Linked DNA regions of Homo sapiens: regions 1, 3, 4, 5, 6 and 7 are each linked to region 2. A link is a contact called in ENCODE Hi-C or POLR2A ChIA-PET data. All regions are on one chromosome and are shown on one strand. The core of a region is the stretch at or near the end of the contact, and the rest is flanking DNA. Distances in the headings are between cores, read along the strand shown. Region 1 has its middle 22 kb from the start of LINC02644. Region 2 holds the start of ARHGAP12 (Rho GTPase activating protein 12). Region 3 holds the start of MTPAP (mitochondrial poly(A) polymerase). Region 4 has its middle 91 kb from the start of MAP3K8. Region 5 has its middle 60 kb from the start of MAP3K8. Region 6 has its middle 14 kb from the start of LINC02644. Region 7 holds the start of MAP3K8 (mitogen-activated protein kinase kinase kinase 8).

Evidence for each region. A loop is a pair of places that touch in the nucleus more often than their neighbours do. ChIA-PET counts read pairs that join two places held with the same protein, here RNA polymerase II (POLR2A). Pooled maps may share reads with other maps.
Region 1: a map of CD8-positive, alpha-beta T cell shows a loop between it and region 2 (31-fold over the local background). The contact joins the enhancer-like site here to the promoter of ARHGAP12 in region 2. A Hi-C loop is called at or near these places in 7 of 168 maps with a recorded cell type or tissue (B cell, CD4-positive, alpha-beta memory T cell, CD8-positive, alpha-beta T cell and 2 more), 16 of 37 single-sample maps with no recorded cell type and 15 of 50 pooled maps. POLR2A ChIA-PET finds 5 or more read pairs at or near these places in 1 of 52 experiments (activated T-cell).
Region 3: a loop to region 2 is called in a map of B cell, with 7 times the contacts of the local background. The contact joins the promoter of MTPAP here to the promoter of ARHGAP12 in region 2. A Hi-C loop is called at or near these places in 2 of 168 maps with a recorded cell type or tissue (B cell and naive thymus-derived CD4-positive, alpha-beta T cell), 1 of 37 single-sample maps with no recorded cell type and 9 of 50 pooled maps. POLR2A ChIA-PET finds 5 or more read pairs at or near these places in 1 of 52 experiments (naive thymus-derived CD8-positive, alpha-beta T cell).
Region 4: a map with no recorded cell type shows a loop between it and region 2 (3-fold over the local background). The contact joins the enhancer-like site here to the promoter of ARHGAP12 in region 2. A Hi-C loop is called at or near these places in 2 of 37 single-sample maps with no recorded cell type and 6 of 50 pooled maps.
Region 5: a loop to region 2 is called in a map with no recorded cell type, with 2.5 times the contacts of the local background. The contact joins the enhancer-like site here to the promoter of ARHGAP12 in region 2. A Hi-C loop is called at or near these places in 1 of 37 single-sample maps with no recorded cell type and 1 of 50 pooled maps. POLR2A ChIA-PET finds 5 or more read pairs at or near these places in 1 of 52 experiments (HEK293).
Region 6: a map with no recorded cell type shows a loop between it and region 2 (4-fold over the local background). The contact joins the enhancer-like site here to the promoter of ARHGAP12 in region 2. A Hi-C loop is called at or near these places in 3 of 37 single-sample maps with no recorded cell type and 2 of 50 pooled maps. POLR2A ChIA-PET finds 5 or more read pairs at or near these places in 1 of 52 experiments (activated T-cell).
Region 7: a loop to region 2 is called in a map of naive thymus-derived CD4-positive, alpha-beta T cell, with 3 times the contacts of the local background. The contact joins the promoter of MAP3K8 here to the promoter of ARHGAP12 in region 2. A Hi-C loop is called at or near these places in 1 of 168 maps with a recorded cell type or tissue (naive thymus-derived CD4-positive, alpha-beta T cell), 11 of 37 single-sample maps with no recorded cell type and 18 of 50 pooled maps. POLR2A ChIA-PET finds 5 or more read pairs at or near these places in 1 of 52 experiments (PC-9).

What each region holds. Positions count from the first base shown.
Region 1 is chr10:30,699,771-30,703,011 of GRCh38, forward strand. It overlaps the pseudogene SVIL2P. Among named protein-coding and RNA genes, the nearest start is that of LINC02644, 22 kb to the right of the region's middle. RefSeq lists enhancers at 2,150-2,289, 2,310-2,359. Within about 2 kb of position 1,786, at least 12 of the 41 ENCODE cell types and tissues checked have a DNase peak (open chromatin) inside an H3K27ac peak, as active enhancers do; they include B cell, CD8-positive, alpha-beta T cell and OCI-LY7, where a contact is called at or near this core.
Region 2 is chr10:31,927,443-31,930,595 of GRCh38, forward strand. It overlaps ARHGAP12 (Rho GTPase activating protein 12), which reads right to left and starts at 1,389. Exons shown (of 20, transcript NM_018287.7): 1 at 1,241-1,389. LOC107984219 (a long non-coding RNA gene) reads left to right here. Exons shown (of 3, transcript XR_001747415.2): 1 at 1-601; 2 at 1,220-1,380. RefSeq lists a silencer at 1,061-1,560.
Region 3 is chr10:30,347,644-30,350,896 of GRCh38, forward strand. It overlaps MTPAP (mitochondrial poly(A) polymerase), which reads right to left and starts at 1,635. Exons shown (of 9, transcript NM_018109.4): 1 at 1,476-1,635. The coding sequence starts at 1,632. RefSeq lists enhancers at 115-615, 1,197-1,296, 1,307-1,376, 1,427-1,476, 1,507-1,646.
Region 4 is chr10:30,523,999-30,527,103 of GRCh38, forward strand. No RefSeq gene overlaps it. Among named protein-coding and RNA genes, the nearest start is that of MAP3K8, 91 kb to the left of the region's middle. Within about 2 kb of position 1,798, at least 3 of the 41 ENCODE cell types and tissues checked have a DNase peak (open chromatin) inside an H3K27ac peak, as active enhancers do.
Region 5 is chr10:30,492,843-30,495,978 of GRCh38, forward strand. No RefSeq gene overlaps it. Among named protein-coding and RNA genes, the nearest start is that of MAP3K8, 60 kb to the left of the region's middle. Within about 2 kb of position 1,834, at least 13 of the 41 ENCODE cell types and tissues checked have a DNase peak (open chromatin) inside an H3K27ac peak, as active enhancers do.
Region 6 is chr10:30,735,339-30,738,501 of GRCh38, forward strand. No RefSeq gene overlaps it. Among named protein-coding and RNA genes, the nearest start is that of LINC02644, 14 kb to the left of the region's middle. RefSeq lists enhancers at 1,787-1,836, 2,991-3,080, 3,141-3,163. Within about 2 kb of position 1,598, at least 3 of the 41 ENCODE cell types and tissues checked have a DNase peak (open chromatin) inside an H3K27ac peak, as active enhancers do.
Region 7 is chr10:30,432,849-30,435,904 of GRCh38, forward strand. It overlaps MAP3K8 (mitogen-activated protein kinase kinase kinase 8), which reads left to right and starts at 1,336. Exons shown (of 9, transcript NM_005204.4): 1 at 1,336-1,530. RefSeq lists enhancers at 1-204, 876-1,015, 1,736-1,835, 2,126-2,175, 2,300-2,837 and 2 more and a silencer at 1,056-1,295.

The DNA of each region.
Region 1 (3,241 bases), core at 536-3,035, 1.2 Mb before region 2:
CAGGAAGTCGACAGGAAGATGTACCTAAAGAACTCTTGTGAATCGCAAGTTGTAAGCAGGTTGAGAGTTCAGAGGAGGGAACATTATCCTGGCCACTTAGGACACTGGGAGGAGGAATCGTGCCCACAGGGCAGAGGCTGGCTCGGTGGGGCAGTGCCAGCTGAGATCTCCTGGCCTTTTTGTGTCTGTGCTGGTCACCCCATTAGGATTTCTGTCTTCCTCCGTTTGACTCACTGTCAACAGAGACCCTGTTGCACCTGATTCAACTGTTGCATGTTCTTGAAGTTAACAAATTCTTTTGTGCCATTTCTCCCAGGTACTGGTGTTTGATTTTGGTAGTGAAGTTTACGTATGGCATGGGAAAGAAGTCACGTTAGCACAACGAAAAATAGAATTTCAGCTGGCAAAGCACTTATGGAATGGAACCTTTGACTATGAGAACTGTGACATTAATCCCCTGGATCCTGGAGAATGCAATCCGCTTATCCGCAGGTACTACTGCCCCCACCTTGGGACGGCTCCCTGAGCGAGCTGATTCCCTTCGATCCCTCTGTTCTCACCACAGTCCTCTACTCTCGCTCTTTATAGGGTTCAGTTTTCATAAACGATTATATGCAGTGGACTGTGAATATTCACAAAAGGAACAGTTCTTTAACTTTTATCTAACTATTATAGAAATATGGATGCTGTCGTCTTCCAGAAGAGGTTTGTTATAGTTGATTTCTTGAAGTGAGCAAGAAATGCTGCAAGTTCCTCCCTGCGGCATTCCAAGTGCTGCTGTGGCAGATGAACAGCAATTGTTTAAACAAATTACATGCGGATCTGAAAGGCTTCCCCGGGTCTGGAATTCAGCCATTGATCTGAAAGTGCAAAAGCAACATGCCTCCCTCTAATTTCATACCTTCCCAGCATCGCCCTCGAATTCCAGGATTTATTTGGCAGCAGATGATGTTTATGTCTTTATACCTTTTGGGAAGGGAAGAGGGAGAGGAGATGGTATTAAAACAATGATTGCAATTGTAATATTCCCTGCAGGTACTAGACTCTTTAAAGTTATTTTTGAAATTGAATAGAATATGTGCAAACTCTAAAATTGTGATTATGAGAAAAAAATTCTTACATGCAAAGGATTGTTGTTGTCTTTTTAACTATCAGACCAAAAAAAGTAGTGCTTTTTAACTATGGGTGCTGTTACAATAGATGAGAAACCAATGAACCAACAAACAGCATAGAATATTGGGCATCACACAACTACATTTTAATGTTTTCCATTGAACTGGTATATGAATTTCAACTTTCCTGCCTAGTTTCCTGCTTTAAAATCCAATTATTGATTTTCTTATTAATTATTATAGAAATCATTAAAATTATGTCAGTGTGGTAAGAAGTTTTAATGTCCTTGTTAAGCAAATGCACTAATGTTTAACCTCAGTATGGTAACAACTGTTGTTTTAAGGACTGGAACTACAACAGCTCAAAAGATTTTATTTGGTATAGCAGAGAAAAAAAAACAAGCTAAAGCATAAAAATCTATGTGATAGCCAACTGTATTTAATAGTGGCATAATCACAGATCTGAAAGTAGATGACTGAGCTCCTAACCCACTGGTTTTCAACATCTCTGAGACAGAATCACCTGAGGGGCCTTTAAAAAAAAGGCATTTGCTCAGCCCAGCCCCAGAGATGTGTTTTCGTTTCATGTGAGTTACAGTTTATGTGTCAATATGTCTTAAAAGCTCCCAGGGATTTTAAGGTGCAGCCAAGATTACGCACCCAGCCCTTCTTAGCAAATGAGGCTGAAACCACTGAGCCCAGTTCCGGCTGTAGGTCAGGGCAGTGCGTGGAGAAACACATCTGGCTTCTGGCCCAGGTTCATCCCCCTCACCCTGCAATCTGCTGCATCGCTTGCTCACAACGCTTCAAAACATAAGTGACAGATTCTAAAGCAGAAACCAAAAGCCCTTTCAATTATCATCTTAGCAAGCCTGCAGAGTAGGACTGACATAAGAGACAGTCATTCAGATATTTTCTGATAAAGACCACACAGCCTTTCAAGACCACCGTGCATTTTCCATAGGTGCTTATGTTTGGTTCCTAAAGTCCCATAAGAGCATGAGGTAGAAGTGTCTGTGCTCTATGATTTATCCGGCAGCTTTCTTTGAATCAGGCAGCCTTTTTGATGTGCCTCAGCTGTGACATCAGCAGCTGTGGTCTTGACCAAGCAGGAAGTGACTGAGGCAGTAGCACAGCAGGGCACAAGCAGCAGCGGGGGTTGCTCTAAGAGGTGGCTGCATCCCAGGCCAGATTCACAACCGAAGATGGGTCTGGAGGGATGAAAGATCGTGCATATTATTCCAGGGCTACTCCCTCCGCAGCACGCATATCTTCTCTACCTTTTGTTTTATTTCTTTTTCTTTCTTTTTTTAAATTTTTAATTAATTAACTTATTTTTTTGAGACAGAGTCTCATTCTTGTCGCCCAGGCTGGAATGCAATGGTGCTATCTTGGCTCACTGCAACCTCTACCTCCTGGGTTTAAGTGATTCTCCTGCCTTAGCCACCCGAGTAGCTGGGATTACAGGTGCCCGCCACCACATCTGGCTAATTTTTGTATTTTTAGTAGAGACGGGGTTTCACTATGTTGGCCAGGCTGGTCTTGAACTCCTGACCTCAGGTGATTCACCTGCCTCGGCCTCCCAAACTGCTGGGATTACAGGCATAAGCTACCACACCCAGCCCTCAGCTCTACCTTTTTCTAAATTACCTGTGTTCTTGGGGACAGCACAAATTCTGAAATCCCAAGCCCGCACAAGACCTCCTATCTTTCTGTGCTCTCCCCATCTGCCGTCTTGGTCAGTGGCCTAGAAATAAGTGCACAAAAAGGCACTTCAAGATCTATGAAAGTGTGTTCATTTTAGTGATGGGAGAATCTCTGTACTCTGGAGAGCTTTGTTGTAACATGAAATAAAATAATAGAGAATTGAGGAGGGAGCTACCTCTTCCCTACGTCTATTAATTAATTGGAGGAAACTTGGTGAGCATTTGCAGGTGACTGGGTGGCACAGAGTAGATGACAAGTGAGGTTTGCCCACAGCTCCTGCTATTGCCGAAATCTCCACCCAGCGTGCCACTCCCAGGGCATCCCAAAGACAAGAATTTGCTAGAATGTGGCCAGGTACAGTGGCCCACACCTGTAGTCCCAGCATTTTGGGAGGCTGAGGTGGGAGGATTGCTTGAAGCCAG
Region 2 (3,153 bases), core at 139-2,638:
AGGTCTAACCTCTAGAAGTCGGGTGGCAGAACCTGAATCAGAACCCGAGTGAGCCTTCCTTCCTCCACCACCTCCCTTTAGGAACGCATGCCTAAATAGTCGATAAAATCTACTTCTCAATGTCATGATTAACCCAAAAGCCAGCCACAACCAATCGTGTTATTAGAGTGCTAAAAGCCTCTATCCACAACAAACACTCCACTTGGGATGACATTAAAACTTTCGATAAAGGTGTACTTTCAACGTCGTGCTTTAGCCTTTGAAAATACATTTACAAAACTGCAGCTGCAGTCAAAAGGAAAACATCACACGCCTCGAAAGCTGAAGGGCGTGCCTTTTTCTCTAACGAAGACCGTGTGGCCATTTCTTCTCAAAGGGTCTGCAGTCACTTAAGATAGCAACGCGTAAAGGACAGCCGTTCTGAGAAGACAACCAGCTCCCCTGAGATGGGAGGCGGGCTGCACGCTGGTAAAGAGGATTTTTCAATTCAAGGACTTTGAGGAGATTCCGCCCAGATAAGCTGGAGGGGAGCGAATGCACGTCCATCCAGCAGGGGCAGGGCACCGGGAAAGACCGCAAAGAAGAAAGTGTCCGGTTTAAGGTCAACAGTCCTCGAGGGACGCCCCAGGTGGATTCCCCGGGTGGGCTCCCCGGGTGGGTGGAGGCCTGCAAGCCCCACCGCGATTAGGGAGTGGGCCCAGGGCGCGGGAGGGGCCGGGCCGGCCTTTTGCGCACACACACACACACACACACACACCCGCCTTTTGCAGACACACGCGCGCGCACACACCCGCCTTTTGCACATAGACACGCACACACCCGCCTTGTGCACACACGCGCGCACTCTCCCGCACTCACACACACACCCGCGCACCCTCACACTCTCCTCCCTGGGGGCGGGGCGGGCGGGCGCTGCCCTCACACAGGAAGTCAGGAAACCCAGGGGGCAGAGAAGCCACAACTTCGGGCCATTTAAACCCTCTCGCCCACGTCAGCCAATAGGCTGCGCCGGCCCCCTCCCCCTCGGCGCCTAACCCCCGCGCCCAGAGCCCCTCGCTGCGCGCCCGACCTCCCTTTGCGCGCACCTCCGCGGCGCCGCCGCCGCCGCCGCCGCGCCTCCCGCACACGCCTCCCCCCGACTCCACCGCCCTCGGCGGGCACAGCCCGGCCCCGGCGCGCCTTTGTGCAGCGCCTCGCCAACCTGCCCTCCGTCCGCCAGGACCCGCGCCCTGCACCTCACCGGGAGCCCGGCGGCCTCGCAGCAGGCGGCTCCCTTCTTAGTCCGCCCCGCGGCTGCGGGTCGACGACGCGAGCCCGAAGAGCGTTCACACGGCTACGGCCGCGGCCGGCCCGTCCCCGCAGGCTGGCCTCTGAGGGAGGGTAAGTTACAGGGCACGTCGGAGCGCGCCGGCGCGGGGGCGGGGCTCACGTGACGCGCGGGGGCGGGGCGGGAGGCTCACGTGATGGCCCGGGCGAGCTGGGCGGGCGCGGGTCTCCGGGACGGTCTGGGGTGGCTAGGGGGTGCGGCGCCCGGCGGGGATCCGAATAGGGGGCAGCCAGCGTACGGTGTGGGAACTCGGGCCGGCGCGGGAGCCTGCGGTCAAGGGGGCTCAGCACTTTGTAAACAAGGAGTGGGAAGCGTTAAAAAAACGCTCGTAGGGAAAACCAGGGAAGGGCGGACATAGCGCCAGGGTGGCAGGAATGGAGCCCGGGCAAAGACGGCCCTGCCGTGGGCCCTAGCGCTCCCTTCGTCGGCCCCTGGAGCTGCGGCCGGGCGTGGGTCAGTCGTTCACGGGCCCGGAAATTCCACTGGGACACCCGAAAAAGTGCTGCACGCCGCCTGAGGGAGACGGAAAGGGACCCGGGGCACTGAGTCCATTGCTGGGGTCGCCAGGGTACGTGGCAGGACCCGCTGTGCACACTCGGGACTGAGGAGACCCCTGGGACGCGGAGAGCCGCTCCAGGGCAGAACCAGTCCGTCAGCATTTAGCCTTCCACGGGCCTGAGGGTGCGAGCCCTGCGGGGGCCACAGGGTCATTGTCCAAAGTCATCCCCGTTTGCACTGTGGCAGCACCGAACCCGGAAGTAACAGCTTTGGCAGGTCTTTGATGGTGATCCAGTGGCAGGAGGAGCTCAGCTGGAATGGGAATCAGGAAAGAGACCTGGCTTCTGCCATTTATTGGCACTTCACCCTTCTGAACCTCAGCTTTCAAATGAGAGCTGGCTTCTAGGTCTAGAATACAGTGAGTGTGAGAAAAATAACTGAGAGGCGTTGGGACTTCAGTAACTACTCATTCCTTAACCAGTTGTTGATTGTGCCTGTTGTGCCAGGATGAAATATTTGTTAATAATAGAGACCAGAAAGGAGAGGGGGGAAAAAACAAGCATATGTATGATTCAAGCAATGAAGAGCTACTCTCCGGAGTTGGCTCTTTCCTGTGCTTCACTTCGTACTTGAAGATGCCACAATGCCTGGCTTCCTTATCAACCAGCTGAACTCCGAATTGTGCCTTACAGGATGCGAAGAATCCGGTAGGGCAGTGGCAAGACTTTAACAGCTGTGGTTTACAACCTTCTTATTAAATTAAGTCTAATGCGAGCTAAAGTGTTAAGATAGTCTCCATTTAGAAAGGAAAGAGGCTTACAATGAGAATTTTTGAAAAATAAGCCTGAGACTGTGCTGTCTCTATCGTTGCATTTGCTTTTCACAGTCCTTGGCACCCACTGCCTTTTTGTCTCCCTCGGTTTCTAACCCGTTCTGTTTTCTTGCATTTGTTCAGTATAAGGAGTATTTCCTGTATGCTTTGGCAACTATTTTCCATAGACTCTGCTTGTGTTCTCCTTATAAAACCAGAACAAGAGCAGTGCAAAAAAGAAAACGACCCTGATAGGAATGCGCTGATAACCTTACTTTCCCTACTCTCCAAACCTGAATTGGGCACCCTTGGTTTTAGCAAGAGATAGAACTCAACAGTTTGCATACACTTGCGGATCTGCCTGTAACCCCACTTCCTATTTCACAGCCTAATCTCGGATGATACCACAATGCCCACAGTATGCTGATCACCACCAACAGCAGATGGAGGCGGATAAAAAGAGCTTTCTCGCTAGTGTGTTGTTTTAAAAGAACCTGATGGAGAGCTATGATCATAT
Region 3 (3,253 bases), core at 385-2,884, 1.6 Mb before region 2:
CACTTTGGGAGGCCAAGGCAGGCAGATCACCTGAGTCTGGAGTTCAAGATCAGCCTGGCCAACATGGTGAAACCCCATCTCTACTAATAACACAAAAATTAGCCAGGCGTGGTGCCACGTGCCTGTAATCCCAGCTACTCGGGAGGCTGAGGCAGGAGAATCACTTAAACCCGGGAGGCCAAGGTTGCCGTGAGCCAAGATCGTGCCATTGCACTCCAGCCTGGGTGACAGAGCAAGACTTCGTCCCGAAAAAGAAAAAAAAAAAACAGTGGGTTTTTTAATTTTTGCCACCGAATAGCTGAGTTTAGCTTGAACTACTCAAGCTACCCTTGGACTACCCTGTTCCCTCATCTATAAAATGGAGTAACAGTTATTTCCTTCCACACCTACGCTACAGGGTTGTTTCATATATCAAAGAGCATATGAACATACTCTCAAATTTAAACACCCATACAAATGTTAAATTACAATAGCTTTTTTGGCAGAATCCTTACTCAAATTTTCAGCGTTACTTAGAAATGTTCAACAGAAGTAGCTTCCACTAAATACAATCCAATCAATATTTGAATGAAATACATAAAGATTTCTCACTGCCTGCCAATGTAAGTCTTTTATACAGTCTGATAAAGACACCAGCTTATTTTAGGGAAAAAATAGCTCCAAGGAATCGTAGAAGTCAATACATTTTGTTTAATAATTTGACTAGAAGTCTAAATTAACTGAGCTAGTGACCTTGCCTAAGTTATTTACCTCTTTGAACCATTTTCTACATCTGTAAAATGGACACAGTGATACATTTCTTGCAAGATCGTTTTAAGAACTGTAAATAGAATACACAAGCTCTTGAGTCACAAGAGAGGTTCAATAACACTGGCTTCTCAATACACAAAGAAGCATATAAATGTAGAACGAACGCGGGACAACAGCCTGTTGCAGTGAATCCAAATCTGTTACCAGACTGATTTGGTTCAAAATGGCCAAAAAGAATAAAGTAAACGGCAGTACATTTCATAGACAGAACCCTATGTCTAGGAACCAAGAATCCTCTTGATTCATCAGGCTACAATATAACTCGGCCTCCAGCAACAACTTAATGTATCAAAATCAGAAATATACGTACACGATGCAGCGACTGGCTCAGGTGTGTAGCATTACTATCATTGGGAACACTATTTCGTCAAACTGTAAAGTGCAAGCAAACTGGGTTCCTGACCTGAATTTCATGGAAGTCTAAACAACTCCATTACTGTACACAGGAGTCGCCCCAAACAAACATCACACATCTCACTTCTGCCTCAGCAACGGCGGCGACCCTGGGTTCCCCTACAGAGATCAGAGGAGAGGAGAGGACAGGACACAGCCCCACCCTCTTGCCAAAGGGTCCACAGCCGTTTCCACAGGCCACGTGTTTCCCCGTGATCCCAGACTCCTCGCCCGCTGTGGGACGGAACTACAGGGCAAACCGGCGCCATCACCTGTCTCCACGCTCCCTGAAGGCTGCTCGTCTCTCCTAAGGTCTTTGGCCACAGTTCCTGGGCAACTCAAAAGCCTGACGATAGGCCGCTGGACTCGAGTTCTTCTCCGGGCACACAGGTTCAAACGGGTCAAGAGCCCCACGCCGGGAACCGCCATTGCTAAAAAAAAAAAAAAAAAAAAAACAGCACTAGCGCGAAGCTGAAAGGTCAGCGCGTTTTCGCGCATGCGTCGGGGGGGAGGGGGGGGGCAAAAGAAATGGGAAGCCTCGAGGGTCAAACTAGGCGAAAGAAGTTCGCTTTTAGAGGAAGAGAGGAAATTGAGGCCGGAAAGAAGATACCTAAGCTTTCAGACATGGTTTACTTCCACAGTCACACAATTTACCAAATGAAAAGTTCCATAGAAGGAGCGCTCCACCTACTCTTGTAAATAGCATCATGAAAATAGAACCAGAGCCCGGGCGCGGTGGCTCATGCCTGTAATCCCAGCACTTTGAGAGGCTGAGGGAGGTGAATCTCCTGACGTTACGGGTTCGAGACCAGCCTGGCTAACATGGCGAAACCTTGTCTCTACTAAAAAATACAAAAAAATTAGCTGGGCGTGATTACATGCCTGTAATCCCAGCTACTTGGGAGGCTGAGGCACGAGAATCACTTGAACCCAGGAGGCGAAGGTTGCAGTGAGCCGAGATCGCGCCACTGCACTTAAGCCTGTGCAACAGAGCGTGACCCTGTCTCAAAAAAAAAAAAAAAAAAAAAGTTAAAATAATGGAAAGGCTTTTAACCTCTCTGAAAGGGGCACCAGGAGCAGGCAGGGCATCATCATCTTCCTTGAACCATGTGAGGACATTTTACAACCTCTGCCAATATGCCTCAATTCAAATTAAAATTCAAGTGGTTTTGCCAGCCCCTCCTCCAAGTGAGAGGTACATACCTCATCTTAAAGCCATACGAAAGGCATTGGAGAGGACTGGTTCAGTCTTCTCATTTTGGACATGAGAAAGTGGGGCACAGATCAGACAACGACTGGCTATAGGTCACACCTGGGGAGTCAAAGTTTAAAGTCAGAGCTCTGCCCTTGATTCAAGGCTCCTCCTCAGTGCCTGTGTCATAACCAGTGGCCCTTGCTCGGGTGCCTGGGAAAAGGACATACGAAACAGTGCAAAGAAGCCTGCAACTGAAGGCAGCCTCCCCGGGGGAATACACTGCTGCTGGAGGCGAAAGGAAAAGCAAGGGGCCTCGCAATCGGAGCGTGAGAGAGGACAAACCAGCACCGGAACTGACTAGCCAGCTCTGTGTTAGCATGGTGCTATTGCCTTGCAGGTATTTTCCTTTTTAATCATCTCAACAAATCTGAGTGATTAAACCCATTTCATGGATGAGAACACGGAGGCTTAGAGACAGTAAGTAACTTGTCTAAGGTGGCCTCATTAGAAGTTGGCTGTGCTGGCTGGGTGTGGTGGCTCACGCCTGTAATCCCAGAACTTTGGGAGACCAAGGCGGGAGGATCACCTGAGGTCAGGAATTCCAGACCAGCCTGGCCAACATAGCGAAACCCTGTCTCTACTACAAATACAAACATTAGCCAGGTGTGGTGGTGGGCACCTGTAATCCCAGCTACTTGGGAGGCTGAGGCAGGAGAATCACTTGAACCCAGGAGGCAGAGGTTTCAGTGAGCCAAGATTGTGCCACTGCACTCCAGCCTGGCAACAGAGCAAGACTCTGTCTCAAAAAAAAAGTTGGCTGTGCCATTTGACCCCAGGTCAGTCCCCAGATCCTGG
Region 4 (3,105 bases), core at 548-3,047, 1.4 Mb before region 2:
GTGGCTCACACCTGTAATCCCAGAACTTTGGGAGGCCGAGGTGGGTAGATCATGAGGTCAAGAGATTGAGACCATCCTGGCCAAACTGGTGAAACCCCATCTCTAGTAAAAATACAAAAATTAGCTGGGCATGGTGGTACATGCTTGTAGTCCCAGCTGCTCAGGAGTCTGAGGCAGGAGAATTGCTTGAACCTGGAAGGCGGAGGTTGCAGTGAGCCAAGATGGCACCACTGCACTCCAGCCTGGGCGACAGAGCGAGACTCCGTCTCAAAAAAAAAAAAATAAATAAATAAATAAATAAATAAATAAAAAATAAAAACCCCATAAAGAAGCAGTTTCTATAATGCCTATGTACATTTCAAATAATACTAACACTAATATTAATACAAATGCTAATAAAAGAATATAAATATTTTAACCCAACTTAAGTAATAAACATTACCAAATACCTTTTCCCATTCTTTTCCCAGAGCTAATTATGATCCTGATTTTGTTAATTACCTCTTTGCCTTTCATTAATTACTTCTTTGCCTTTCTTTATAATTTTGCCAATTTTTACTTATCTCTAAGTAATAAATACATTACTGAATATTGCTTATTTTTAAGCTTTATTGTACTATGTAAACTTGGTTTGGCACAAAATTATGTTTTTGAGATTTAACCACATTGATTGAGATACTCCCTTCCCCCCGCCATTTTTTCCTTACCTTATTGGTTGCAATTGATTATTAATATTTCACATGAATATTTTACCTAATCCAAAGTTAACTAATAAACTTTATTCTGCTCCCAAATCAAAGAACCTCAGAATGCTTTAACATCAATCTCTCCACTCACAGTTAACATACCATTGTTGTCCAGTAATGTTCAACTTCACACATATAATGTTCAACACAATATATGTTAACCATTATATTGGTTAACATAATCAGTGAATTTATATTTTCCCACATTTAGGCCAGGCATGGTGGCTCATGCCTGTAATCCCAGCACTTTGGGAGGCCGAGGTGGGTGGATCACCTGAGTTCAGGAGTTCAAGACCAGCCTGGCCAACATGGTGAAACCCCGTCTTTACTAAAAATACAAAAATAAGCTGGGCATGGTGGAGGGCACCTGTAATCCCAGCTACTCAGGAGGCTGAGGCAGGAGAATCACTTGAACCTGGGAGATGGAGATTGCAGTGAACCGAGATCACATCACTGCACTCCAGCCTGGGTAACAGATTAAGACTCAGTTTAAAAAAAAAAAAATAGCAGGGCACGGTGGCTCACACCTGTAATCCCAACACTTTGGGAGGCCAAGGTGGGTGGATCACCCGAGGTCAGGAGTTCGAGACCAGCCTGGCCAACATGGTGAAACCCCATCTCTACTAAAAAAAAAAAAAAAAAAAAATTAGCCGGGCGCGTTGGCAGGCGCCTGTAATCCCAGCTACTCAGGAGGCTGAGACAGGAGAATCACTTGTACCCTGGAGGCGGAGGTTGCAGTGAGCCGAGACTGCGCCATTGCACTCCAACCTGGGCAAGAAGAGCAAAACTCCATCTCAAAAGAAAAAATGTTCCCACATTTTATTTATTCACCAATCTTTCTTGTATCTCAGACTTCTCTGTGATCATTTCCTTTTATTGGGAATTGTATATTTTAGAGTTTTTGAGAGTCTGTTAATGGTAATTATTCTCAGTATTGCTTTTTCAAAAACAATCTTTCAAAAACATCTTCAAGATGTCACAATTTTACTTTTTTCTTTTAAGAATTGCCTTGTTTGGGCAGGCAGTTTCCTGTCAATACTCACTTTCTCACGGCACTAATATTGAAGATAATAATCTACAGTTTCCTGACTTTCACTTTTGCTGCTGAGTAATTAGCTGTTCATTTTATTTTCACTCCTTTGTAGATCATATGTCTTTTCTCTCTGGCTGTTTCTTTCCAGATGCTTCTTTTTTTTTTTGAGACAGAGTTTCATTCTTCTCACCCAGGCTGGAGTGCAGTGGTGCAATCTCAGCTCAAGGCAACCTCTGCCTTCTGGGTTCAAGAGATTCTCCTGCCTCAGCCTCCTGAGTAGCTGGGATTACAGGCGCCCGCCACCATGCCCGGCTAATTTTTGTATTTTTAGTAGAGACAGGGTTTCACCATGTTGGCCAGGCTGGTCTCAAACTCCCGACCTCAGATGATTCATCACCCTCAGCTTCCCAAAGTGCTGGGCTTACAGGCATGAGCCACAGTGCCTGGCCCCCGGATGCATTTAACAATTATTCTGCTTGGGATCTGTGGGAGTTGCTGAATGTATTACATCAATGATCTCTGTCCACCTCCCTGGTTCAAGGTTTTCTCCTGCCTCAGCCTCCCAAGTAGCTGGGACTACAGGTGCATGTCACCCCATCTGGCTAATTTTTGTATTTTTAGTAGAGACGGGGTTTCACCATGTTGGTCAGACTGGTCTCAAACTCCCATCCTTAAGTGATCAACCCCCCTCAGCCTCCCAAAGTGTTGGGATTATAGGTATAGGCCACCGCACCCTGCTTTCTTTGTTTTGATACAGGGTCTTGCTCTGTCACTCAGGCTGGAGGGCAGTGGCACAATCTCAGCTTCCTGCAGCCTCAACCTCTTGGCTCAAGCGATTCTCCTATCTCAGCCTCTTGAGTAGCTGGGACCACAGGCATGTGCCACCACACCTGGCTCGTTTTTGTATTTTTTGTTGAGATAGGGTTTCACTATGTTGCCCAGGCTAGACTTGAACTCCTGACTCAAAAAATCCTCCCACGTCCCAATGTGCTGGGATTATAAGCATGAGCCATCACACCTGGCCGTATCAATTCTCAAAATTCTGAGTCCTACCCTTGCTAATATTGCCTCTCACACACATTCTCTGCTACTGCTTTCCTGACTCAATGCATGCTGGGCCTTCTCTGCTATGTGTCTTAACCTCTTTATTACTTTCATTTTTTATTTTTATTTTTGGCACTGTAGGGTACATTTTGAGTAATTTATTCAAAAGTATCCTCCATCCCACTAATTTGGTCTTTAATTGTATCTAATCTGGTGTTTGCGTTTCGATTTTTAATTGTAGTCATTATCTTTTTATATGTTAGTTGTGTTAGTTGAAGTTTG
Region 5 (3,136 bases), core at 584-3,083, 1.4 Mb before region 2:
GAGACCAGCCTGGACAGCCTGGTGAAGCCCTGTCTCTACTGAAAATACAAAAAATAAGCTGGGCATGGTGGTGCATGCCTGTAGTCCCAGCTACGCAGGAGGCTGAGGCAGGAGAATTGCTTGAATCTGGGAGGTGGAGGTTGCAGTGAGCCAAGATCATGCCACTGCACTCCAGCCTGGGCGACAGAGCTAGACTCTGTCTCAAAAAAACCCCCAAAAAACAATAAAACCCAAAACAATTTTCTTGGACCCGTGAGTCAATGAATTCCCCTTCTGGGCTAATTTCACTTGTGCTGGGGCTCTGTCTCTTATCATCAAATCAATATACCCAGGCTGGTGAAATCACAGTGTGAGCTTTTGCCAAAAATAATCTAGCTGGCAGAGGAAGAGAGGCATGCTCCCTATAGCAGAAGGGGGCTAGTGAGGATCTGGGTATTTGTGGCCCATGAGTGCTTGCTCTTGGCTTTGGAAGTATCCTGGTGAGTATTGCCATAGGTCACAGCAGGAGCCCTAAAAGGAAGACACTCGATTAAGCTGGAAATTTGGGGCTTTGATCGGGGCTTTGATCAGTTCCTTTGATCAGTTCCTTTGATCTTTGGTAAACACTACCATGAACGCTGGGCACAGTAGTGATGCTGCCATTTCCTTGACCACAGCAGAGGTTTATATTTGGGTAAGGGAGGCATTGGAGACAGCTGGGCAGGGGGCTGGGGGGAAAGGTAGCTGCTGTCTAAACTGCAACTTCAGTAACTATGACCATGAATATGATTGCAGGTTTGACTGCTCATTTAGAGGGCTTGTCATTCGGAGGAGGGCTTTAGCTGATCTAGGGGACAGTCAGAGACATGCAATACATATGACTCAAGAGGCCGTCTGGTGTGACACGCAATCAGGAATAGCTCTGCAATTCTGCTGGATTAGGTCATAAAAGCATCTCCCAAAAGAAAAGTGTATGAGATGTCAGTGGTCTAGTAGGTCATACGTCTGCAAACAGTGGGATGGCCATCAGATCCCATTTGGGACAGTCGTGGTTTACACCTACTATGTTGGTGTAATTATTAATAGCACCCCCTTTCACGCTCAGAAGTATCTGGTTTGAATGGTAAATTCTGTGGTCCCCTAGTGGACAGAAAACTTGATGTGTCACATAGAAGGGAGAATTGGGTCTTGAGGTTCCTATGCGGAAGAGGAATGGTGACTTCTGCTCCGATGAGTGCAGGAAGCCCCAGGGAGCAGGGAGCGGAGGGGAGGAGGGAAGGGACACCTCTAGGAAGAAAGAGAACAAAATGAAACTACTGTCCAGTGTTGATGGGAAAAAAGAGGAAGTTATCAGGGACAGACAAAGGGTGTGGAAAAAAATGAGAAGCCACAAGAAAACTGCTGAGGACAGAATGGGTGGACTCACTGGTGAGCTCAGAACCACAAGGACATGTGTTCCCCAGCACAGCAAGGATGACCTTGGAGGAGGCTAGTGTCACAGAGGGCGACACAGAGTGGGTCATGGAGACAGAACCAGACTGGGCAGAATCCAGGGCTTGAGTCACTCGCTGCAGACAGTCATGTCAGGGTGTGTCACTGCCAGGGACCAGAGCTCTGCAGGGATGATGACAAATGGATTTGGGCCAGCAAGGTCTGGGTCAAGGGAGCAAGATAGTTTCTTCTTCTGTCACCCATAATGATGAGTCCCTTAAGGAAAGGCTGTGCCATCCATTTCTGGCTCCCCTGCACTTATTACTGTGCCAAGCACATGATATATAGTCAACGAATTGATATATCAATGAATATCTGAGAAAATAAAGGGAGGAAAGCAAGAGTAAAACATGGAAATACAGGAAGTGGCACCGAAGCAGAAACATGTAGAAAGGACAGAAAAAGTGAAGCCAAGAATTGAAAAAACAGAGACCCCAGGAAGTGGTGAGAGAAAGGAACTGAAAATGGGACTGTGTATGTACCATGAAGGCTAAAGGCCCAGGCTGCAGGGCTGGAAAACTCAAGACACAACATGGGAAAAGAATGAAAATTATAGTTTCTTGTGTCATGGGAATTTGAACGAAATCAGTTGGTGAGAACTTCTTTGTTTGATGGGATTAGTGAAGACAGCACGTTCACTCAACATGTGTCAAAGTAATTTAAAGCCAAAAAGTAGGCCGAGTATGGTGGCTCACATCTGTAGTCTTAGCTACTTGGGAAGCTGAGGTGGGAGGATTGCTTGAACCCAAGAGGTTGAGGCTGCAGTGAGCTATGGTTGTACCACTGCACTCCAGCCTGGGTGACAGAGTGAGCCCATCTCAAATAGATAAACAAATAAACACATAAATAAATAGGCCCGGCGCCGTGGCTCGTGCCTGTAATCCCAGCACTTTGGGAGGCCGAGGCCATCGGATCATGAGGTCAGGAGTTAGAGACCAGTCTGACCAATATGGTGAAATCCTGTCTCTACTAAAAATACAAAAATTAGCCTGGCATGATGGCGTGCACCTGTAGGCCCAGCTACTTGGCAGGCTGAGGCAGGAGAATTGCTGCTGGTCTCCAACTCCTGACCTCAAGAAATCTGCCTGCCTTGGCCTCCCAAAGTGCTGGGATCACAGGTGTGAGCCACTGTGCCCAGCCAATGTGAGTGTTTTTTTGACCTCACTGTTTTGCTGACTATCTTGATCTCCCGCCTGCCATAAAACTCTATGCTGGAACCAGCCAAGGCTATGTTGAACAGGTATAGGAACCTGCTAATATTCATGACAAAAGTCCCTTCTTGAAGATGGATTTCTAATGAATGTCTGGGAATTTCTGATCATTTCAGGCATGAAATCTACACTTTTAGAGAATGGAATTAAGTGAGGAGAAATTAATACAGTAGAGACATCGAAGCACTAGAAAGGAAGTAAGGGAATGTTTATTTATCAAATACCTGTGAAGTGACAGGCAAAGTACTATACACTGTTTTTCTCGTTTGCTCTCTTTCCTTTGACATAGTTTTTTTCACCCCCAAATCCAGGCCCTCTTCGGAAGATACTTCAATGACTCAAGAAAACAAACCTATGATCTCAGATTTTCCCTTTTGGAGGGAGTAAAGTGTGTGTCATAGGGATGGAGCTGGTCCCGGGCTAATTTATGATAGAGAACAAGGTTTTTCCCCGGT
Region 6 (3,163 bases), core at 348-2,847, 1.2 Mb before region 2:
TGTCTCACATGGCAGACACGGAGCTTGGGAGCAAACAGGTGCAGGCACTCGAAGGTGGTCTTCTACATGGGATTAGCAGCACAGGCAAACGAGTAACTTTCAATCATGTGATTCTGCATGGGGCAAATCTTGAACATTCTTAGAAAGCTGCAAGCCAAGAAATCTGCCTAGGCTGGGCATGGTGGCTCATGTCTGTAATCCCAACACTTTGGGAGGACTGAGGTGGGAGAATCGCTCGAACCCAGGAGTTCAAGACCAGCCTGGGCGACATAGCAAGATCCATCTCTATGACAAATTACTTAAAAATTAGCCAAGTGTAGTGGTGCACACCGGTAGTCCCAGCTACTCAGGAGGCTGAGGTGGGAGGGAGGATCGCTTGAGCCCAGGAGGTCAAGGCTGCAGGGAGCTGAGATTGCACCGCTGTACTCTTTCCTGAGTGACAGAGTGAGATCCTGCATATAAATAAATAATAAATAAAGCCGGGTGCGGTGGCTCACCCTGTAATCCCAGCACTTTTGGAGGCCAAGGCAAACAGATCATGAGGTCCGGAGTTCGAGACCAGCCTGGCCGACATAGTGAAACCCTGTCTCTACTAAAAATACAAAAATTAACCAGGCATGGTGGTGCGTGCTTGTAGTCTCAGCTACTTGGGAGGCTGAGGCAGGAGAATTGCTTGAACCCAGGAGGCGGAGGTTGCAGTGAGCTGAGATCACGCCACTGCCCTCTAGCCTAGGCAACAGAGTGAGACTCCATCTCAAATAAATAAATAAATAAATAATAAATTTTAAAATATATACATAAATTTAAAAGACTGCCCAGCCTCAGCCTAGGACCAGCCAGGAGTGCACTGGAAGGGCTATAGGAGCCATCTGCCCGTCCCAGCGACATTCCATGAGACAGGCTGAGCAGGGGTGTGTGGAGTCAGTGGCCTCAGCCAGCTCCACCAGCCACCGTCTGCTGACTATACGGCTTTGGGGAAAGCATCTGATCATCTTAAGCGCTAGTTTCCTCCTTGATAAAATGAGAATCACCGTGGCACCTACTGTGTGGGGCGGCTATGCGGATTAAATGAGATGATATGTGGAGGGCACTTACCCCGGCGTCTGGCACATGGCAAGAGTGCAGTCCATTGCTAACCATGTTTTTTTATTTGTTTTGTCTTGTCTTTTTGTTTTTGTTTGTTTTTGTTTTGAGACGGAGTCTCTCTCTTGTTGCCCAGGCTGGAGCGCAAGGGTACAATCTCAGCTCACCGCAACCTCCGCCTCCCGGGTTCAAGTGATTCTCCTGCCTCAGCCTTCCAAGTAGCTAGGATTACAGGCATGTGCCCCCACGCCCGGCTAATTTTGTAATTTTAGTAGAGATGGGGTTTCTCCATGTTGGTCAGGCTGGTCTCAAACTCCCGGCCTTAGGTGATCCGCCCACCTTGGCTTCCCAAAGTGCTGGGATTACAGGCATGAGCCACCACGCCTGGCAACCGTGTTTGTTATAAAGCTCTTCTTAGAGCCCTGCACTCCTGTGGGCAGTGAGGGGGATACAAAAGGTTAAACCACATCCCTACCTTCAGTGAGCTAGGACTATCCCCAGGAAACAGTTAAACAGTTAAGCAGTGGGTGATTCAATGCAAAAGCAACCGGAGGCAGCACAACTATTTATAATAGCAACGAGCTGGAAGCAACCCCAGTGCCCAGCAATCCTGTAATGACTAAGAAAACCCCAAGACGTTTGCACGGCAGACCACTGCAGAGCCAGTTGAAAACAGGCATGGAGCTGATGTCCATACATGGAAATGTGCCTCAGAAATAAAGGTTTCTAGAAGGAGATCACATAACAACACGTGCACACGATTTCCCAAGATGTGGAAATACATGTAAAGCCTCCCAGAGAGGTCAAAAAAGAACCTGGAGGGATGGAAGGACTTTAAAGTTGGATGCTCATCTGGTGATTGATTTATTTTTCTCCCTGAAAGGTTACCTAAGCACCTAGTATTTTAAAAAGATAATGGTGCAACTAGAAAGTGTTAGGGTTCAGAGAAGAGAGGGAGGTATGGGGTATCCGAGTGCTGAAGAAGGCTTTGCAAAGGTGCCGGTGTCTAAGCAAATATTGAACCACTTGTGGATTTTTTTTTTTTTTTTTTGAGAGGGAATCTTGCTCTGTCACCCAGGCTGGAGTGCAGTGGTGCAATCTGGGCTCACTGCAACCTCTGCCTCCCGGGTTCAAGCAATTCTCCTGCCTCAGCTTCCCAAGTAGCTAAGAGGACAGGCACGCGCCACCACACCCAACTAATTTTTGTATTTTTAGTAGAGACGGGGTTGGCCAGGCTGATCTTGAACTCCTGACCTCAAGTGATCCACCTGCCTTGACCTCCCAAAGTACTGGGATTACAGGCACGAGCCACTGTGCCTGGCCCATTTGTGGATTTGAATAAAAGGGACAGAGTTGTCCCAGTGGGACAGTTTGTGTTCCTCCCCTTCACCAGTCTTTTTTGCTGAAGAAATGAGTTAGGTGCTATTAAAGGCAGCATGAGAAGCAGATGCAGGAAAGAACTGGGCAGCCCATCCTTCTCCTTAGGGCCGAAGGGAGTTGAGGTTAAGTGTTTGTATGTTGGACAGTCGGGCTTGTCTACACCAGCTGGCGGACTTCCTACCAGGCTCTCACCTGGAGGCCTTTCCAGCTATCCTGATTGGCCGTGTCTTTGGGAGAACAGAGGCCCATGTGGTGCTCTCCCGGCTGGAAATTTTGCATCCTTGAAGACCTGTAAGTCTCCACACAGGGTCCCATAGACACCAGGAGGTGAACTAGTGAATCAGAGGAAGTCCCCTGCATCTTGTCTGACCGGTGAAGGCTGCCGACTGTGCCTCAGATCGCCCACACCATGAACGAAATCTCATGGGGATTTCTAGGCTATTGTCTCCCTGGTTTAGTTTATGGGGTAAGTCAACCACTGCTGTGTGGGTCTGGCCGGCCTCCAGCGATCATCAGGTCTTGCGTCTGGTTTCTGTCCCCATCACATGAATATGGATGCACCAAGAAAGGACACAGACATTGGATCCCAACAGACAGACATGGGTTTGAATCCTGACTCTGCCTCTTGACGTCTCTGTGACCTTGAGCAGGTTTTCTAACCTCTAGGGGCTCCAGTAACTCACCTACAACCTGGGGGATC
Region 7 (3,056 bases), core at 86-2,585, 1.5 Mb before region 2:
CAATCTAGAAACTGCAGAGGGAGCACGGACCTGGGCACTGGGAAGAATAGGGCGTGGACTTGGAGTGTGACCGCGTTTGAATCTGGGTTGTGCCTGGGACACCCCACCTCCTGGGCCGTAGGTGGGGGGGGAGAGAGAGAGAGAGAGAGAGAGAGAGAGAGGATGTCGACCTTACATGGCTCCTAGCTCTCCGCGCTCTAGCCGAATGCCTGGTTCCTAGTGGGTGCTTGATACGTGGGAAATGTAGGGGGAGGGGGTGGCGGGGCATTGGGAATGTCCCGCAGAGTGGATTTCGGGAGAGTGGCGCTTTTCTCTAGAACTCTCTTCCGGTTACACCTGGAGTAAAAGCTTGACACTCTAGAAGGAAAACCCCAGATGAGCAGCTAGGACTGAGGGTTAGCGGTAGGCGGGAGCGGGGAGATAGTACAAGTACGCTTCCTAATGAGGCGGTGCCGCAAAATAACCAATTTTAATAAAGACTGCAGAGAAGAAAACCAGGTTCTGCTGGCGGAGTGCACAGGCTCCCAGCCGAGCGCCCAACAACCAGGTTCCGGGCCCACCCTGCCGCAGCCTCTTGGAAATCTCTAAGTTGGAATGTGTGCGTGCGCACCACGGGTCACTGCCCTCTTTGTGTGTGAATTTGAAGCGAAATCTGGGCGAGGCGGGGCCGTGCTACTAGCAATCGGACCCACAGTCGCGGTTCCAAGAAGCCCCGAAGCTTCCCCGGCTTCCCGCAGCACTGCTGGGAGGGCACACGGCGCCTCTGTCCCCACCCCAGAGCGTGGGGCGCGCGGAAAAAGGTCTGGTGACTGCCCTCCCCGCCGCCCCCCGGGAGCGTGCCCTCCCGCCGGACCCTGGGACTCCAGAGAAGCGCCGAGGGCGCGAGTACACTAAGATATACGACCTTCCCTGGGGACCGGGAAGGGCACAACCACCTCTTGCAACTCCGCCACTAAGACGCCTTGGGTCACCAGGCCCGGGGGAAAACTCGTCCCCGTCCCAGGCTCTCGATTCGGGCCGCAGCTCACGTCCCGCGCTCCTCCCTGCGCGCCGCTCTGCTCCTCCCTAGTCCCGCCTCCAGCTCCGCCCGGGCGCCCAGAGGGCAAATGAGGGGCGGCGGGGTGGCGGGTGGGGGGGAGACGCGGAATTTCCCAGCGCGGGGGCTCTGGCTTACCCTGCAACCGGGCAGTCTCTTTCTGTTTACGGAGAGAAAGGGGAAATGGAAAAGTCGGGGAGGCGGTGGCTGGCGTCCGCTGCGCCGCCCCTGGGCAGGCTCAGACGCCGTGAGTCAGGGGCAGAGCAGGGCGGTCTGAGCGTGCGGGCGACGCGGGTCTCACTCGTCCGCTCCGCTCTGGACTGCGCGCCACGCTCTGGGGTCCGGCGCCCTGGTTCCTGCTTCTGCCGCTGCCGCCGCCGGATCCCAGTGGCCCGGCGTGCTCGGCTCCCACAGGCCTGCAGCCAGCATCGCACCGAACCTTCGGGGGGCCGCGGCTGGAGCGCTCGGCCGGCGTGGGAGCGCCAAGGCCGCAGGTAATCCAGGGTTGGGGGTCTCCGGCGTGTCTTTCGGGTCGCGTCCCGCCTGGGTGCCCCGGGGATTCCCATGCAGAAATGGAGGGTGCCCCCAGCAGAGGGGAAAACTCTGGCGTGGGAAGAGGTGGGGGCGTGCCCACAGCTGCGCTCGCGGGTCGCCGGCTGCACCAGGCACAGCTGGAAAGCACCTTGCGCAAGGGTCTCACGGGGTGCAGACTCGCGACTCCTCCCCCTTCCTCCTCCTTCCCGTATCCGCAGCGCCAGGGCAGTGCTGGTCTGGGCAGTGCGCGGGGAAGCGGGGACCCGCTGTCACTGCGCCTCCCGCTGCCGACGCCGCCTGGACGGCCGCACTCTCCCTGCCCGAGACCCGGTGAGTGCAGCTCGGAGGCTGGAGGACCCGATCCTCCCAAATGCTGGGTGCTTTGATAATTTATAAGCCTTTTAGGCTCCCTTGACTTAGAGAACCAGGAGGAAAGGAGTGGGAGTGTGGGTTGGCGGAGCCCAGAGACTTGTGAATGGCTGGAACTAAATTCAAGTTTGTAACCCGGACTCTATCCCATGACTAAAGAGGTCATAGCAGAACACGAAGGCTGGGCTTTTGGTCTAAGAAAGAATACTAGGAGAAAAAAAAAGTTATTTTCACGGAAGTTGTTTTCGAGCGATAGTGCATGATCAGGACTCTGAAATTTTTCTAGCTCTGGGCGGAGAAGGACGCCTAGGGATTGTCTCCATAGTTAACAGGGGAAGGCCACCGGCTGCCTGTAAGAGAGAAACGTTGCGATGCTTGTCTATTTCACTTTTGGGAAGACAAGATTAAAGGCTGCTCTTGATAAAAAACAGGGACAGAAAGGCTCTTGCAGTTGCTTTACATACCTGTGGCCTGAGTCGTTTGTGCCAAGGAGAGTGTAATCCACTTCCAGCTGACGCCCCCAGCTCTCTGCGACGGATTGAGGTTTGTGTGCAGGACGTCTGGCATACGGCCCATGAGGACTTTGTCGTGTAAAGCAAATGGGAACGTTGAGGCATGTAGAGGTTTTGAAGCAGAGTGTCGGTCCTTCCTTCCATACGCCTGAAACGCATAATCCGGGGCTTTTTGAGAGCAAAAACATAGTCAGAAATGTGCCCTGAGGGAGAATGTACTATTTTGGCACACATATGTATATATGTATATATAATTTTTAAATTTTTTTTGAGAGGGGGTTTCACTCTTGTCGCCCAGGCTGGAGCGCAATGGCGCGATCTCGGCTCACTGCAACCTCCACCTCCCGGGTTCAAGCGATTCTCTTGCCTCAGCCTCCCGAGTAGCTGGGATTACAGGCGCCCGCCGCCACGCCCGGCTAATTTTTGTAGAGACAGGGTTTCACCATGTTGGCCAGGCTGGTCTTGAACTCCTGACCTCAGGTGATGCACCCTCCTTGGCCTCCCAAAGTGCTGAGATTACAGGCATGAGCCACTGTGCCCGGCCTAAAAAAATATTTTAAATGAGAAATAACACAAGTAATAGTCATTCTTTGTTAGGCAGAAGC